Regions from separate parts of the Homo sapiens genome. Here region 1 is linked to region 2. The links are chromatin loops, found by intact Hi-C in ENCODE. Cell type or tissue: CD4-positive, alpha-beta T cell. All regions are shown on one strand.

Region 1 (4,000 bases), 1.3 Mb before region 2:
TTCTTAGAGTCAGGCTGCCTCAGTTTGTATTTCTGCAGTGACCCCTGAGCCACGTATAGCTCAGTGATTAAGAGTCTGGAGGCAAACTGTCTGGGTTTGTAGCCTAGCAAGGTCACTTATGGGGAGGAGGGGGTGACCTTGGGCAAGTTTGCTCAACCTCTCTGTGCCTCTTTAACTCATTTAACTCATTTGTAACTCATTGTTTTGAAGATTAAATAAGTCTCTACACTTAGTGCTTAGAATGGTGTCACAGATATAGTAAGTGCTTAAAAATTATTAGCTATTATTAAGATGCCTGTATGACTTTTGGAAAATTCTCACAGTTTCAACGTCCTCATTTGTAATAATGTAATAATATAATATTATAATAATAAGATAATAACAGGATTGGGGATTAAATGCAATGTATCAGAGCACTTTGCAATGTCTGGCATTTAGGAAGTGCTCAGTGAACATAAGTTAGCTATTATTATTGTCATCAATGTAAGTGTTAGCAGATATCATGATATGTAGAAGATCCATTTTGTTAATAGTAGAACTGATAAAGTTACTGGCTATTTATTTTTTATAGATAGGGTCTCGCTATGTTGCCTCGGGCTGGAGTGCAGTAGCTATCCACAGGTGCGATCAAAGCCCACTGCAGCCTCAAACTTCTGGGCTCAACCAATCATCTTGCCTCAGCCTCCCAAGTAGCTGGGACTACAGTGTACCACCACTATGCCTGGCAAATTTTTAATTTTATTTCTTATTCTACCCTTGAATTGACTTGTCTTCACAATGATTAATTTAGCACTTAATATGTACTAGCCCTGATGATAGCTGCTAAGGATGTGAGGTTGAGTGTGATCTGACTCCTGCTCTCCAGGAGCTCATTGGCTGGATTTTAAATTTCATGGAAACAGGGAAACTGACAAACAGAACCCCTTCTCCGTTATAACCCTGATGTTTATATTTGCTTATTGGATACTAGTGGTCAACCATCCTCTTTGGTTGATTGTAAGTTGTGTTCAACAGTTGTGTCTGTGCACCATTTAAGCTTTTGAAGAAGGACTGCCAAAGCTGATTTTTAGTTTTAATCATAGAGGAGCTGTTGAAATGTCTTCAAAGCCATTTTTATGAGTGAGACCTCAACTTCTCATACCAGTGGAGCTGACAGGTTTTATTTATATTAGTACGAGTTATCTTGGCATGAACCTGAAATAATTTATGCTTGTCTTAAAGGAATAACAGTTTTCTTTCTTCTTGTTTATTTTCCAAAAAAGAAGACTCAGCCAAGTGTGGTGGTGCAGGTCTGTAGTCCCAGCTACTTGGGAGGCTGAGGCAGGAGGATCATTTATACCCAGGAGTTTGAGGCCGCAGTGAGCCATGATCTCACTACTGCACTCCAGCCTGGGTGGCAGAGCGAGACTCTGTCTTTAAAAAAAATTTAAAAAGGGCCGGGTGTGGTGGCTCACGCCTGTAATCCCAGCACTTTGGGAGGCTGAGGCGGGTGGATCACGAGGTCAGGAGATCGAGGCCATCCTGTCTAACACGGTGAAACCCCGTCTCTACTAAAAATACAAAAAATTAGCCGGGCGTGGTGGTGGGCGCCTATAGTCCCAGCTACTCAGGAGGCTGAGGCAGGAGAATGGCGTGCACCCAGGAGGCGGAGCTTGCAGTGAGCCGACATCGCGCCATTGCACTCCAGCCTGGGCAACAGAGCGAGACTCCATCTCAAAAATAAATAAATAAATAAATAAAAATAAAAAAAGAAAAAGAAAAAAGACTTTCATTAAAGACAAAGGCAAAAACAACTTTGCACATCTCATAAATTTGCTGCTGCTTCCATTTCAGCATAAAGTATTGTTATAGGTGATATTTTCCCTTTTATCTGGGGCAACAGTTAACTTCAAACTATTCCAGTAGTAATATTGAAGGTTTCTGAACACGATAATGTGGGTGACCTAGAGGTATGGTAATGGGAACTTCTGAATTAGCAGGGAGACTGTAGTACCGCTGCTGACCACGTGAGGGCAGAAGCTGATAATGTTTGAAGTTGGCCTCCTTTTGGCATTCACTATTATTGACCCCCCAGAGAATCCCCATCAAAACACAAGATGGAAGCACACGGTTTAGTTTAAGTGCAGACCTCTGGTTTTCCTTAGAAAAAATAAATGATTTTCAAAAATTAGATTTTGGTGCCTTGTATTTAGTGGGTACTTACACTCACTTCACCCCTGCCAAGTTCCTGATTGCATGTGATGTTTTCATTTCGTTGAGTTGTTGTTGTTGTTGTTGTTGTTTTTTAAAGAGACAGTGTCTTACTCTGTTCCCTAGGCTGGAGTGCAGTGGTATGATCATGACTCACTGCAGCCTGGACTTCTCCAGGCTCAAGCGATCCTCCCACCTCAGCCTCCTGAGTGGCTGGGACCATAGGCGCCGTGCCGCCATGCCCAGCTAATTTTTTATGTTTTTGTGGAGGCAAGGTCTCACTTTGTTGCCCATGCTGGTCTCAAACTCCTGTGCTCAAGTGATACACCTGCCTCCCAAAGTGTTGGGATTACAGGTGTGAGCCACTGCACCCAGCCCTGGCTTTGGTTCTGCTGTAATTTTGGTAACAGGTACTAGAACACTGTTCCTTAGGGCTTATATTGAATTTCAGGACCTTTCTGTCCTGGCCCGACTACTAAACTAAACCTCCAGTGCTGCATGCAGGGTACTGGGCTCATGCCCTCATGGGGCTTACAGTCTAGTGGGGTAGAGAGCCAGGAAACAAAGACGGAAATGAAATAGAGGCAACTTGTGCTGAATTCCTAGGATGGGTACAGTGCTGTGACAAGGGCTAGTGGGATATAGGCTGCTTTAGGTGGGGGGTCAGAGTCTGCCCTCCAAGGAGGGTCAGAGTCCGCCCTCCAAGGAGGATGCATCTCTCTTGGACTGGAGGATAAAGAGGTTGCTGTAGATGAAGAAGGAGGGTAGGAGGGCTTAAGGAGCAGGAAGGAAGAGCATGGAGTACCCAAGAGGCCAGCGGGGAGGGGACCAGATGGCATTGGAGACTCAGTGCAAGGGCCAGGTCCTGAGAGCCTTTTGTTGGCTGCATTAAGGAGATTTGATGCTAGTTTTTTGTTTTTGTTTTTGTTTTGAGATGGAGTCTCGCTCTGTCGCCCAGGCTGGAGTGCAACGGTGTGATCTCGACTCACTGCAACCTCTGCCTCCTGGGTTCAAGCGATTCTCCTGCCTCAGCCTCCCGAGTAGCTGGGACTACAGGTGTGCCCCACCACGTCCAGCTAATTTTTGTATTTTTAGTAGAGACAGGGTTTCACCATGTTGGCCAGGATGGTCCCGATCTCCTGACCTGTGATCCGCCCGCCTCGGCCTCCCAAAGTGCTGGGATTACAAGCATGAGCCACTGCGCCTGGCCTTATTGTTAGTTTTAATGAAGCAATGGGCTACTGAAGAGTATACACGTGGAGAAATCTTTTTTGAAGTTTTATTTTTTATTTTTATATTTTTTCAGAGAAAGGGTCTCGCTCTGTCATCTAGGCTGGAATGCAGTGGGATGATCATGACTCACTGCAGCCTTGACCTCCTGGGCTCAAGTGATCCTCCTGCCTTGGCCTCCCAAAGCGCTGGGATCATAGGTGTGAGCCGCCATACCCAGCCACAATTTAGTGATTTTGAACGTATTTATAAACCTCTGTGTAACCATCAAACTTTAGTTCTCATGCTCGGTTTATTAAGAACTCTTTTTATTAGCTTGTGTACTGTGGGAGATGTGTGGTCATTTGTGTCTTTTTTTGTTTGTTTTCCATTCCCAGCTGGGAGGCACCATTGGAGACATCGAAGGAATGCCGTTTGTGGAGGCGTTTAGACAATTCCAGTTTAAGGCGAAAAGAGAGAATTTCTGTAATATCCACGTTAGCCTTGTCCCACAGGTGGGCTTTCCAGATAAGTATGTGGACAGCAACTTTGATAAGTTTTCCTATGATATTCTATGTGTCCTGCATTTGAAAGTGGGGCA
Region 2 (4,000 bases):
AAAAAAAAAAAAAAAAAAAAAAAAAAAAAATAGCTGGGCATGGTGATGTGCGCCTGTAGTCCCAGCTACTCAGGAGGCTGAGGCATGAGAATCTCTTGAACCTGGGAGGCAGAGGTTGCAGTGAGCCGAGGTCATGCCACCGCACTCGGGCCTGGATGACAGAGTGAGACTCTGCCTCCAAAAAAAGAAAGAAAGAAAGAAAGAGAGAAAGAGAAAAAGAAAAGAAAAGAAAGAGAGAGAGAGAGAAAGAAAGAAAGAAAAGAAAAGAAAGAGAGAGAAAGAAAGAAAGAAAAGAAAGAAAAAGAAAGGAAGGAAGGAAGGATAGAAAGAAAGAAAGAGAAAGAAAGTAAGTTACTGTGGGAAGGGCAATATACTTAGAGCTTAAAGGCTCTAGCTGAGGATTTCCTGGCACAAAGCCTCTGAGACAGTTTTGTACGGAGGAGGTTTGTAGGCAGGCACAAGGCATTAAAGGGTAAAGAGAGAGGCAGCAGACCACAGCGCAGTTGCTAAGAGGCATCAGCCTAAGCCAATGGGAAGTTGAAGCTGGGAACCCCTGCGGGGGTAAGTCTTAAATCTAGGTGAAGAGGCTGAGCCCTGTAGACCGTTCATTGGCTGCCTTGGAGAGGGGATGTAGCCTTAGGAGAGGCAGCTTATTTCTGCTGGAGATAATTCTTGGGAAGGCACTCAGCCAGTACACGTGTGTAGAGGGTGGTAAGAAGAATAGGGAAGAAGAGAAGTGCTGTTCTAAGCAGCGGGTATATGAGCACTCAGGGCTGGAGGTGAGAGAACATACTGGAAGAAGTTCAGCATGGTGGGGATATAATGGGTGGGGACATAATGGGGAAGGGGCTGGTTAGATGTGAGAGAAGAAGCTGGACAGGCTCACAGGGGCAAAGCAGAAGGACCTTGTAATTCTTGCATGGGAGCTTGGATGTGATACTAAGGACAAAGGGAAACCACACAACTGGCTAAAGCAGGAGAGTGACAGTACCCATTAGAATTTTAACAAAATCATATCAGCAACAGTGTAGAAGAGGATGTGTTGACTCGGGGCAGGGAAGGAGGCAGGAAACCTTTTGGGAAGTTGTAGCAATGATGTAAGTGAGAGGCGCAGGGTGGACTGGATCACAATTGTTTCTCATTCTCATCTCCTATAAGTCCCCAATGTGGATCAAGTTCACATTCATTTCTCCAGTGGCCCCATCAAATTGATGGGATTTACTGAGCTTACTGCTCACTATACTTTTTTTCCGCACATGTGACTGTTAAGCCAACTGCCTTTTCTACAGTGACTTCTCTTGCCCAGATGAGCACATTTAGGTTAGTGAATCCAAGTCTAATTTAATTGAGTCTTGTTAGAGTCAGGTCATTGCTCTAAATTGTTAAAACAAACGATATACACAAACACACACACACACAAAAGAATAAATTGAGGAGGTCCCAATTCTGTATTTTAAAATACTTAATATATCCCTTCCTTCTTGAAGAGAGCTACAATTTCAAGAATTTATTTTGAAAAAATTCTATCAGTTTATTGATAAAAATGGTAAAAGGAACAAAGCTGAGAACAGAACATATCATCAGACTCTCTAGGGACGGAAATCAATACATAATACTTCAAGATATCACCCTCAGCTACTTGCTGTTCCACCACCAGTTCTCTTGCATCCAGTTTTTGTTTCTTTTAACTTGGCTATAAGGATGTGAGCACAGACTCTGCCAAACAGCCTGCTGAAGTTCTGCAAACACCTTGTGGATTGTGTTTCCCTGAACAACCCTGTCCAACAATGGCCTTGGGCCTGTCTGAAGTATTCTTAGTGAACTTCTGCTGCCACCTAGTGATCATTGCGAATTTTTAAAAAGCCTCTTTATCCTTTAACAAGTTACTCTTGTCTTACCCCAAAGCGGCATCTGCCTCACTGGCATATGACTTACAGAGCTCACATTTTCCCTCTCCACAAAGTTCAAAATGGAGACTTCTCAGATTTAGCCTTCCAGCACCCATTCTCAAACGTCGTGCATTACAGAAAAGTTTAAACTATAAAGTTGAACCGCACGAGATTCTCATTTTGATATGTCATTAAAGTCAGATATTGGCAAGAACATATGGTTTAACCCAATGGCTTGGAATGCTGGATGGGATTCCCAGAAGCTCCATACATCGGCCTGCTTCAGGACCCTTTTATTACACCAAATAAACCCAACAAACATCCATCGAGTGCCTATTTTATATCAGAACAATGAGACCTGCTCCTTCTCCTTCAGGACATTTTACTTAATGGGGGAAACATACAAGTAAACAGACAAATGTAATCAGTGCAAGAAAGAATCGGACAGCAATATGCACAGGATAAGGACACTTAGCTAAACCTGCAGACATTGGGAAAGATGTCAGGGAAAAGGGATGGCAGAAGGAAAGACAAGGCCAAAGGCATGGGACTGGGAGGCACTGGAATATCAGGGCAACAGAAAGTGCTGTCATTTGGTATAAATGGAACACACAGGATATATGAAAGCAAGAAACAGAAGATGAGTCTGTGAGGTTACTATGATCCAGTTCATGGAGGGCCTTGTATGTCCTGGTGGGAAAATTGGTTTTTATTGTGGGAAGGGAACCTTTTAATGCATTCAAAGCAGTGGAATGAAGTGATTTGGTTTGCATTTGTTAATCATGTGAAGAAGAATAGGTTGGAGGGATAAAACTTGTGGTGGTGAGATGAGTGACAGAGCGACAGCCATCTACAAAAGAAACACAAGGTACAGACTGAATTGTGGGAGTGGTAGTGGGGATGGAAAATAAAGAACAAATTTAGAGAGGCAGAACTGAGTGGACATGATGCTCAGACTTACCAGAGCAGGTGAGTCAAGAATGATGTCACCATTCCCTAAATGAGGCAAACTGGGAGAGAAGCAGATTTGGGGAGAAAACTACTAAACATGTACGTCCCTCCAAAACCTTCAAGAATGCTAAAGGGACAGAGTCAAGTTCTTCCAAAGTTTCTGTCTCTTCCATTTATTTTGCAATGAATTTCAACTTGTTAATCAGAAATGGATTTGGAGTAGTAGCTATTCAATTGTTTTATACACCTTCTAGAAGAAATATTTGTCAGATGAGTATGTCAAAAACTTCTCAGACCCTCCCCTTTACTTGAATGTATCTTCCAGCAGATGTTGGTGGAATCAAAGTTCATTATTACTCCTATATCTTTTATACTAGTGTTATGATCTGCAGTGAGGACATGCATTGCTATTGCTACGCCTGGCCTGGAATGTCTGAGGTGTATTTCTACAACACCAATTATTTTGTGTGTCTCTCCTTTTAATCTCCACCAAAAAATGGAGACAGCTAGATTCATAACCCTTAGACATCCTATATTTTATTACTAATACTTGGTTGTGGAAGTTTGCATTCTAAACAAGTCATCAACATAAAAATCTCTAAAAATATTTTATGAAAAATATTCAGCTTATGATATTTTAAAAATCACAAACCTAAGAAAACACACAAACCTGTGTTTGTATTGTGAAATCAGAGGTTAATCTTCCTCACCCTGTGAAAAAATTAGGGGCATAAATCTATAGGAAGGAGATTGGGTGAATCCAAGTTACTTACGGATGACATAAAAGATACAATCAACTTTGGTGATCCAATTGCCACACTACAACTATCTGACCAACACGTTTCTGTTTCTCTTTAGACCACTCTCATCTCCAGGAACCAGCTCTCTGTGGGCCACACATGATGTTTGACGAAGATCGTTGCGAGTGTGTCTGTAAAACACCATGTCCCAAAGATCTAATCCAGCACCCCAAAAACTGCAGTTGCTTTGAGTGCAAAGAAAGTCTGGAGACCTGCTGCCAGAAGCACAAGCTATTTCACCCAGACACCTGCAGGTAAATGCCTTGAGTTGTCTTGCCTTTACTCATGACATTTAACGTAGATGCCATTTTAATTTGGTGGGATTCCTTAGTAAGCTAATTTTTCCCCTTGGTGCCTGAG

What was found. A loop is a pair of places that touch in the nucleus more often than their neighbours do. Peaks named below come from ENCODE experiments on the same cell type or tissue, not always from the same donor. Only the 100,000 strongest peaks of a DNase experiment are listed, where the experiment ranks them.
Region 1: a loop joins it to region 2, with 4 times the contacts of the local background. A loop is called at or near these places in 3 of 110 quality-filtered maps.

Annotation. Positions count from the first base shown.
Region 1 is chrX:16,693,285-16,697,284 of GRCh38, reverse strand. It overlaps CTPS2 (CTP synthase 2), which reads left to right. Exons shown (of 19, transcript NM_175859.3): 5 at 3,798-3,914. Among named protein-coding and RNA genes, the nearest start is that of CTPS2, 17 kb to the left of the region's middle. In CD4-positive, alpha-beta T cell, CTCF peaks have their summits at 1,848 and 2,049 (motif pointing right); a DNase peak (open chromatin) is centred at 2,014.
Region 2 is chrX:15,347,058-15,351,057 of GRCh38, reverse strand. It overlaps VEGFD (vascular endothelial growth factor D), which reads left to right. Exons shown (of 7, transcript NM_004469.5): 6 at 3,699-3,894. It overlaps PIR-FIGF (PIR-FIGF readthrough), which reads left to right. Exons shown (of 15, transcript NR_037859.2): 14 at 3,699-3,894. Among named protein-coding and RNA genes, the nearest start is that of PIGA, 14 kb to the right of the region's middle. In CD4-positive, alpha-beta T cell, CTCF peaks have their summits at 1,625 and 1,826 (motif pointing left); a DNase peak (open chromatin) is centred at 1,817.